Linked DNA regions of Homo sapiens: region 2 is linked to region 1. A link is an interaction called in ENCODE POLR2A ChIA-PET data of the cell type or tissue named here. Cell type or tissue: OCI-LY7. All regions are shown on one strand.

Region 1 (5,000 bases):
AAAACAAAAGCTACTGTGAGAACATTTATAGCAACTTTATGCATGAAAGCCAAAAACCAGAAAAGGCCCAGGTTTCCATGAATGGGAAAGCATACCATACTCGGCAACATGGAACTACTGATGTATACACGGCTAAAACTCAAGTACTTTGAGATGATGGTAATTATCCATCATTGATAGAGTATACATTTCTCAGTTCATAAAACAGTACCCTTAATACTTGAGTATTTCAGATTTAAATGTTATCTTAAAAATTGATTAAAGTTGAACTAATTGATACAAAAGTTCAAGTTACTTTTCAGGAAGTATACTGACATGTGCAACATAAAGTATTGACGGGATGAGTAGAGAGATGTTTTCCTGGAACAATAGGTATAGAACTGGCTGCGCGTTGTAGCTCACACCTGTAATCCCAGCACTTTGGGAGGCCAAGGTGGGCAGATCACTTGAGTTCAGGAGGTTCAAGACCAGGCTGGCCAACATGATGACAACCCCATCTCTACTAAAACACAAAAATTAGCTGGGTGTGGTGGCGCACGCCCGTAATCCCAGCTACTTGGGAGGCTGAGGTAGGACAATCGTTTGAACCCGGGAGGCGGAGGTTGCAGCGATCCGAGATGGTGCCACTGCACTCCAGCCTGGGGGACATGGTGAGACTCCATCTCATTAATAAACCCCCCCAAAAAAACAGGTGTAGAGCTGAGATTATTTACAGAATGACAATACTTAGGGCTTTCTCTGCCATCTTAATGCTTAGCTGCATTCTTTCTCCATGTGCTGAGTTCTGTTCAACTGACTACATAACCCAAATGCAATGCCCAGTTTTAGACACAAACGAACATCAACTAGTCAGATATATACAGGACACTAGGTAAAGCAGAGAAACTGAAAACTGCAAATTCAGAAGCATATTATCACATGCATTGCTTGACCCAAAGTATTTGGAATCCACAGCCACAACTGAGTTGTTGCTGACCTGTTTTTCCCCAAGAGGTAAGCAGGAATTACATAAAAGCACTACAGTTGACTCCTGGTTTATTTAGCCTCTGCTTCTTAGGTGTGTGATTGTGCTTCCATTTAACTTTTAGGGTGAGGACTGAATGAAGTCATCTACATTCCCCCTGAAGCTCACTCTCAATAAAGGAGGCCTAGTCACAAAAACAGCCTCAATGACTCTGGACATTCCCATGCAAAACTGATTAAGTGCCATCAATGCAACAGAGGTAGTGTTTGGGGGAGGGGGACATGGGAAAAACATTTAAAAACATAAACCCCTAATTTCTAAGTAAAGAAGAGCCCCTTGCCACAAAAAAAGATGCCATGTTAAAGTTTTATTAAGTTTCAATACAAAACATTCCAAAAAGTGAAAAGTGATCTATAATACCCAAGTTCTATGTTCAACTACCAGTTAAACAAGGAAAACATTTTCTGTATCATTCTGTTTTACAACCAGTATAAACCCAGAAGAATCAAGATCTGATTCCTTTTCCACACATCTGCTAGGTCAGTAAACTATCAAACAGGTATCTGGTCATTTTAACATACTCCTTATATTCCTATTTGGTACAATCTCTATATCCTATACTATCTTCAAGATATCTAAATATCTTAAATATTTAGGGTATCTCAAGAGCCAGAAGGTCCTCACAGAAGCGTTAACCCAAGTAATCGTAAGAGTATAGAAAGATTGGGCTAAGACAACTATGGAGTGCAAAAACCACATAAATTTGGTCATTACCCTTGTGGTCTGTGATTAGTAGTAGGTTGTCAAATGAGAGTTAAAAATGTTGTATTATCCCTAGTTGCAAATGTTCCAAATAAGACAGTGCCATAACTACACGACAAAAACAAAAAAAAAATCATATAAGTTGGGTTAGTTCCTCTAATCCAACAACTCAAGTCTGTTTCCTTTGAGAACATTATACTATTGGCTCTAGTCTCCAAACCAATAAAAAACTAAAACTTGTTTCCAAGACTGGGAGGTAAAGTAGGCTTATAAAACAATACAGCAAAAGAAAGCCAAGTGGCCTAATTGTTTCCAGTGTGCTTGCCATCTTAGCATGGTTACTTTCCAGATGTCACTCATAAGTTTTATTCTACAACTAAACTGTTTGTGGATAAGCCACCACCAAAAAATGTTTCACTTACTGACAGACACTTCACTAGATACAGCTACCACTTATATCCATCATTTTTATAATTCAACTTAAGTTCTAAATTGAAGAGTTGTCCCCATGACTTTAGCTAAACAAAATGAAAGCCAAAGCTGTAAAATCTATGTGAAGAACCACAAGAACTTCCTGACTACCTCCACTTACCAATTTCCTTAATTACTTCCCCTTTTCCATTTGGTCAATTACTTGCTTTAAGTAACTACCAGTCACTCCCTAGTTATGAGTGTTAATCAACACTGATGCCTTCCTCAGATCCACAGGAACCCCTGAAGGCAAAATCTATTGCCTGCACCAAACCAATTCTGACAGCACTGCTTATGCAACTGTAGTGACTTATTGACAATCAGCCGCCTTCTGCTTCAACAACTCTGTAAAATGAAAAACATGGGATCCTGTTACATAGTATTTGTTTTACTGTAAAGTACTTCCCCCCAAACTATCATTTAAATATATACTTTTTTGTTGCTTTAGCTGAAAATAAAAGTAACTGCTTTAAAAAGCAAGCAGGCGCAGTGGCTCACGCTTGTAATCCCAACACTGGGAGGCCGAGACAGGCAGATCACTCAAGGTCAGGAGTTTGAGACCAGCCTGGCCAACACAGTGAAACCCTGTCTCTACAAAAAGTACAAAGATTAGCCGGGCACGGTGGTGCACACCCGTAGTCCCAGCTACTTGGGGAGTCTGAGGCAGGAGAATCGCTTGAACCTGAGAGGCAGTGAGTTGAGAAGCCATCTCAAAAAAAAAAAAAGAAAAAGAAAAAAAGAAAAAAAAAGAAAGCCGCATGCAGTGGCTCACGTCTATAATCTCAGCACATTGGGAGGTCGAGGCGGGCGGATCACCTGAGGTTAGGGGTTCAAGACCAGCCTGGCCAACAGTGAAACCCTGTCTACTAAAAATACAAATAATAATAATAATAATAACCGACATAGTGGCAGGCACCTGTAATCCCAGCTACTTGGAAAGCTGAGGCAGGAAAATCACTTGAACCTGGGAAGCAGAGGTTGCAGTGAGCTGAGATCACACCATTGCACTCTAGCCTGGGCAACAAGTGCAAAACTGTCTCAGAAGAGAAGAAAAAAAAAAAACCACGCAAGCTTAAAAAATCAACCATAGGCGGCCAGGTGCGGTGGCTCATGCCTATAATCCCAGCACTTTGGGAGGCGAGGCAGGCAGATCACAAGGTCAGGAGATCGAGACCATCCTAACACAGTAAAACCCCATCTCTACTAAAAATACAAAAAATCAGCCGGGCGTGGCAGTGTGCACCTGTAGTCCCAGCTACTGGGGGAGGCTGAGGCACAGGAGAATGGCGTGAACCCGGGAGGCAGAGCTTGCAGTGAGCCGAGATCGCGCCACTGCACTCCAGCCTGGGCAACAGAGCAAGACTCCGTCTCAAAAAAAAAAAAAAAAAGGTAATATTGAAATTACATACTATGTCGTCATTATGTCAATGTCAATAAAATTATGTTAAACAGGGAGCTTGCAGCCACAGTTGCATCATTAACTCCACATTTAGTCAATTTGTATTGTAGCTATGCAAATGAGCAAGCACTAACTAGTAACAACGAAAGTATATCCTTTTACAAAATGCACTGAGCAAATTTTTTTTTTCCTCTTCTTGAGACAGGGTCTTGCTGTTGCCCAGGCTGGAGTGCAATGGCGTGATCTCGGCTCACTGCAACCTCTGCCTCCTGGGTTCAAGCAATTCTGCCTCAGCCTCCCCAGTAGCTGGGATTACAGGCGCACACCACCACGCCCGGTGTTTTTTTTTTTTTTTTTTTTTCTAGTACAGATGAGGTTTCACCATGTTTGCCAGACTGGTCTCGAACTCCTGACCTCATGGTCTGCCCGCCTTGGCCTCCCAAAGTCCTGGGATTAAAGGCACGAGCCATGGTGCCCAGCTGAGCAAACTTCTTACGTGTGTACTTCCTTGTTGAGAATGCTTGCATATGAAGAGCTATAAGCAAGCTTTATGGGTTCAAAAATAGCTAAGAATAATCTCATGAATGAGCCAGACTCACGGAAATGTAACCTCACTCTAAATTCACAATGAATGTGTCAGGCACTACACATTAAAGCACTTAACTTCATCAATTCCAAGCAGCGTTTTCTTTTACAGATGAAGTGAGGACCACAATAACTTGCCAATGTCACAGCTAAACTAAATGGTAGTTACACAACATTTAAACCTTCAAAGGCCATTGCTTTCAACACTTACCTTAGCATTTCTTACTGCCAGCTTTATCTACTGTGAATCAATCAGCACTCCACGACCATAATGAGCAAAATCACCAACCTGCAAAAGTTAAATAAATGAAAACTAGTTATCTCTCTTAAGGAAATTCTTTTAAAACTTGCCTATTACTGCCCTCTTTTCCAGAAAGAAAAGGCAAGTTCAGACTTGCAGCTTAATATATTTCATGTTCTACTATTTGTCTTAAGTGGTGGAAGATTCACTGGCTCGGGATGGACTGGAATGGCTTAAATTGTTAAGTTGCATGGCTTATGGATTGTCATTCTGTTCCAATGGTGCACTGCCACGTTAAATCCATAAGTTGAACGAACAAAACTTATTTGAAGGAATAAGTGCAGTATAAGGATTTTTAGTTGGAGGTCTTCAAGTTTACTATATTCAAGAGCATCTTTTTCAACTTCATGGCTGGACCTGGGTCATGCTGCCTCAGGTTTTGCTTTTTAAAGACCACTTGCAATAGATTTTCTCCATACAGTGTAGTTTCATAGAACTAAAAACAAGTCAGGCATCCAACTAAATGTCAAGTTTGCAATGGCTTACAGGGGTAAAAAGGGGGACCCCAAACTTAAGCC
Region 2 (5,000 bases), 1.5 Mb before region 1:
CTGCCATGTGAGGAAGCACTGTTATATAAACCCGGATGTGAGCCCTCTCCAGGAACTGAATCTGCTGGCATCTTGATCTTGGACTGCCCAGCCTCCAGAACTGGGAGCAATAGACTTTCTTTTTATTATGTTACCCAGTTTATGGTGTTTTGTTATAGCAGCCCAATTGGACTAAGTAAGACAAGTTTGTTACATACAAAGATAGTAAAGATTCAAACTAGTGTAGCAGGATGTTCAACTGGTACTCTATCTAGTCTCAGACTTGGCTGACTTCCTAGAAAAACTGATATCAACTACTCATCATCTCACAGGCAGTTACCTGTCCATCCACAGAGAATTGGTAAATAAGGTAATCACAAACAGTGGAATGAACTCTCACTATTCACCCATGTGAGAGTATGTACACACATGGGAGAATCTGGGTAGGCTGGAGACCAGAGAAGCCCCACTTCATGGAGGTTGTATAGTATGCTAAGTTTACAGAAGGAAAGTACCCTTCACCTCAAACTTACTGGGGAAATTAAGTAGTCTCTAAGTGTTCACTGAGAGGGCTTGATTTGTTGCTCCAGAAATCAGAATCACAAGTAAAAAATCCAAAAGGGGAGTGACTGGCAGAGAGAGAGAGAGAGAGGCAGAGAGAGAGAGAGAAAGAAAATTTGGCTGGGATTCTCCTAAGAAGAATATTCTTAAGTGATCTTAGAGGAGGTTATGTGTAACCCTAACAGAGAAATTCTTGGTGCAGGTGAACCTCAGGACCGGAGGCTGATTGGAGTGTTTTATTCTGTGTCATGGAAATACTCTCTCCTTCCACACCTCAATTTCTGCCTGCTGCCTCTTATTGGCCAAATACATATGCCTGCTGCCTCTCATTGGCCCCACTAGTCAGAGGGCAAGGAAGGCCAGGTGATATAGCCTTTATGTGTCAAGTACCTGAGGAACAGAGCAGTATAGAGAAGGAAGTAGGATATATCTGATTAAACAAACTGAGAATAACAAAAAATAATCCACCACTTTTCCCACAACCAGCACCCACTGTTGCTTTGAGCAGATGAAGGAACCCTTTGCCTAGCACAGGGTACCACACAAAGTCCCATTAGCCCTTATATTATCATAGGGTGAGGTCACTTTTTATCATAATCCCACTTGAAATCTAAATTGTAAATTGTAACCTTAAGGCTGATGAGACATTTTCCTACACAATATCATGGGATGGACAAAGAATAGATCATCCCACCTACCTTCCCGCAAAACAAATTCTGCCAAAATCTCAAAATATTGGTGGATCTTTACCTGGTGGGGCAACCAAAGTTTTAATTCCCCCCAAAAAAAATCAGTCTAAAAAATCTCAGTCTTTAGAGGTGATATAATTATGGAATTGCAGCACTTTTACAACGAACATCAGAACTGGACACAGGAGTACTAGGAGGTACCCCAGTGAATCCCCTCAGTTCCAGAAATAATCATCTTTTCATCGCTATGAAGCAGCAAACTAAAATTCCCCCTTAATAATCCAGTTTACTTACTTATTCAACACCCCTTCTCAGCTATCAGTTCTGCAACCTGAACAGCTTAGAATGGACAGGAAACAATTGGTCATTGTCAGTTTCTAATTTAATGGAACCATGGATATGTTCCATGGGAGAGGCATATTGTCTTGAAGACTTTAACCTGAAAACCACCCAATTGCTATTTTGGCGGAAAGGAAAAGAGAAAATCTGTAAATGATTTTTTGGTATAATAGTGGGAGGGGTCACTTTCTACCCCAAGCAATCTATGATGCCATTCCCCCAGGCCAGGTTGGGGTAGAGAGTGACCCTTCCCTGGGCCTGCTCCAGAGGACCAGTCATGTCCACACTCATCAGCCTTAGGATGCCTCCAGGCCTCTGGTTTCCTTTGGTTTGTCTAGGGGCTTACAGTCCTAGTCTGATAAGTTCACTTCCTGTGGAGCTTGACCAACATCCGTTGTCCTGTGCCTGAAGAACCAATGCCAAATATGCAGGGAGATCCTTGATCATTCCCAAAGGCTCTCAAAGAAAGCAGCACAATGCCCACCACTGCTCGGCCTTCTAGGGGTAGGAAAAGGAACAGGAACAAGAAGTAGGAATGAAACCAGGAAGGGGTGGACCCCCTCTCCCTCCATCTTTTCTATGGGCTGCCCTACTCTCTCTCACTCCACTTCAAGCTAGTGCCAGCTTGAAGGAAAAAAGATGAAGGGGCTCCCTGCTGTGTATGGAGGGGCCTGTGCTCTAGGCGATGATCATAACACACAGCTGCATGATTCCAGTGCAGGGTCTCTGATCATCGCCCAGTGTGTCATGTATATTTATTATACATGTGCATGCTAATACTATTTCTTCTTAGTGCCAGGGAATCCAGTGCCTGAAATACTTTCTTTTTAACCTCACATTTACCCCCAGGACCACAGTTATGAGGGAGCACATGGCCCAGAGAAGATTGGAGGTCCAGAATCTTTACCTCTTTACCTTCCCTGTATGCTGCTACTCCTGGGCCTCTTAGCAGTGGCAGCACCTTCCAAATCCTCTTCACCCCTAACCTCTGTTTTGACCCCAAGCAACTCTACAAACCCTCTAGTCCCAACTGCTGCAAGGACCTACTTCTTTTTACTTCCCAGTCTGAGAAAAGAATGTGTGTGAGTAAAGGACCTCATGGGGATTAAAGAACAGGAGGGCAGAATGGCTGGGGCAGTGATGAGAGGTTGAAGTTTGAGAGGAGGTAGACTGGGAGAAGTAGGCAGGGCCAACTTCTCCTAGGACCTTGTTATATCTGAGAAGGTTTGGGATCTTCTTCTAAGTTCGATGGAGAGTACTGACTATCCCCTTTCCCTATTCCAGTGCATCACGGGGAGCAGCTCCTGAATGCCCCTTCTCTGGGAGGCACTGCTCTCCTGGCTTGCTCTAGCTCGACCACCAGGACTTACCTAATGCCTCCCTGAAGTTGCCTTCTCACTCCCCTTCTGCCCCTCTAGCCAATTTAGTCTCCAGGACACTGTCCCTACCTCACAGCTATGGTGACTTAGGATCAACATTCAAGGTAAATCCAAGGAAATGATGAAGCCTTTTACTCTCCTTGGCAGGATGAGTGAGTTGTGTTCTGAGTGTTGGGAGAAGAAAACAGATCAAAAGCTGAGCTTGTGCTTTACCTGCCCTGGCATGGTATATAAAGACTTCACCTCCAAGTCCTGAGCACCCACATACATATACTCATATATAATTGTGCTATATGCATGTCTGTGTGTATGGATAAACCAGTACTTCACAGGTATACACAGCTCAATGATCCACCGCAAGTAAAACCTGGAACTGCCATCCAAATAAATAAATACAACTTGCCAGCAACTTTGAAATCTCACACCTGGCCCCTCTTAATCACAATATTCTCCCTCCCTCTTAAAGGTTACCACTATCCTGAATTTTATGGTAATCACCAACTTATCCTTTTTTTGTTTTTGCTTCCCACCTAAACTCGCATCATTAAATACTATCCTTATGTTTTCTTCATTAAGAAAAAGTAACCTTTTTGTTACTGTGGTTGCTGTCTGAATATTCCTGTCCCCACATAATTCATATGTTGGAACCTAATAATGTGATAGTATTAAGAAGTGGAGCCTTTGAGAAGAGATTAATTCATGAGGGCTGTACCCTCAGGAATGGGATTAGTGTCCTTTTAAGAGGCCTGAGTGAGTCCCCTACCCATTTGTGCCATGTGAAGATGCAGCAAGAAGGCACCATCTATGAAGCAAGGAGTGAAGCCTCTCTAGAGACCAAATCTGCTGGTGCCTTGATTTTGGACTCCCAACCTCCAGAGCTGTGAGCAATAAATTTCTGCTATTTATAAATTATCCAGTCAAAGGTATTTTGTTATAGCAGCCCAAATAGACAAAGACTGTGGTACATAATATGCACGAACATGTTCAAAGGAAAATGGAATGAAATATCTAACCATATCTGAGGAGTCTGGCTCCTGGCCAAAAACGTATGAGTGACTTTTTAGGCAGCCCTCATGATCTGGGTGAAAGGCTGCCCTCCTTACATCAGAGGTGGTCCACAGCCAATGCACTGCACTGTCCAAAGGGAGCTGCAGTCAAGGGCTCAGTCCCCTACCCAGGCAGCCATCCTCTTACCTATATCTGCATTCCTAGCCCTAGCCCTACTCCTAGCCCACTTATCCGGGGCCTTTAGCCCTGGTGCCTCTGCCTGAACTTCCTTATGGAGAGAGGAAAAGAAATCTTCAAGACACCTTTCTCCATGCTGGCTCAGTACTCAGAACTTTTTCACTCCAGACCTTCCCCTCTCCTTATTCCCAGGTTTGTAAACCACAGGAGCCTTTGTTCGGGGATCCCTTGACAGTGAGACTATTCTTCAAGTGTGATTTCTGTGCTTTACATTCAATCATTGGCCAATGTCATTAAGTTGTTAGGGACCTCCACTAATCAGATACCTGCAAAGAAGTCCTTGAAGTTCTTTCCCAAGGACACACAGCTAGTAAGTTGCAGAGGCACGATTGGAACTAGGTGTGTGTTATCTGTAGCCTGAGGGCCCTTAACCCCACAGCACCTAGAATGACATGGAACTTATCTGCGTGTGGGGGCAGGTAAACAGATATTCATTAAAGGTATGTTGAAAATGAAGATAAGGAAAATTAACTTTTTTCTTGCTATCTAAACAAAATGCTTTTCATATTTTGCTTTATTTTCTTCTTGTCCTTACTTTGTATACACACACATATATACAATGTATATAATTTTTTCTCTCTCAACTTACAGTCATTACACTGTTATTACTTTGTTTTTGTAACCTGTGTTTTTAATTTTATTTGAAAATAAGTGCATTCTTTCTGATTACAAAGCTGGTTTCTTACTGCAGAGGCCTTTTAGTTTCATAATTTCATAATGGCATAAAGCAGAGAATAAAGAGTGAACTATACTGCCATAATGTCAATTATCCAGAGAGAACCACTCAAATTTTTACTTTTATTCATTT

The links. Peaks named below come from ENCODE experiments on the same cell type or tissue, not always from the same donor. Only the 100,000 strongest peaks of a DNase experiment are listed, where the experiment ranks them.
Region 2: POLR2A ChIA-PET joins it to region 1 with 5 read pairs; 4 of 35 experiments call an interaction of 5 or more read pairs at or near these places.

What each region holds. Positions count from the first base shown.
Region 1 is chrX:136,867,876-136,872,875 of GRCh38, forward strand. It overlaps a transcript of RBMX not described here. Among named protein-coding and RNA genes, the nearest start is that of SNORD61, 8.9 kb to the right of the region's middle. In OCI-LY7, no CTCF peak of the experiment used is centred here; no DNase peak of the experiment used is centred here; H3K27ac peaks cover 898 bases.
Region 2 is chrX:135,332,474-135,337,473 of GRCh38, forward strand. All of the region lies in intron 1 of ZNF75D (zinc finger protein 75D), which reads right to left. Among named protein-coding and RNA genes, the nearest start is that of ZNF75D, 9.1 kb to the right of the region's middle. In OCI-LY7, no CTCF peak of the experiment used is centred here; no DNase peak of the experiment used is centred here.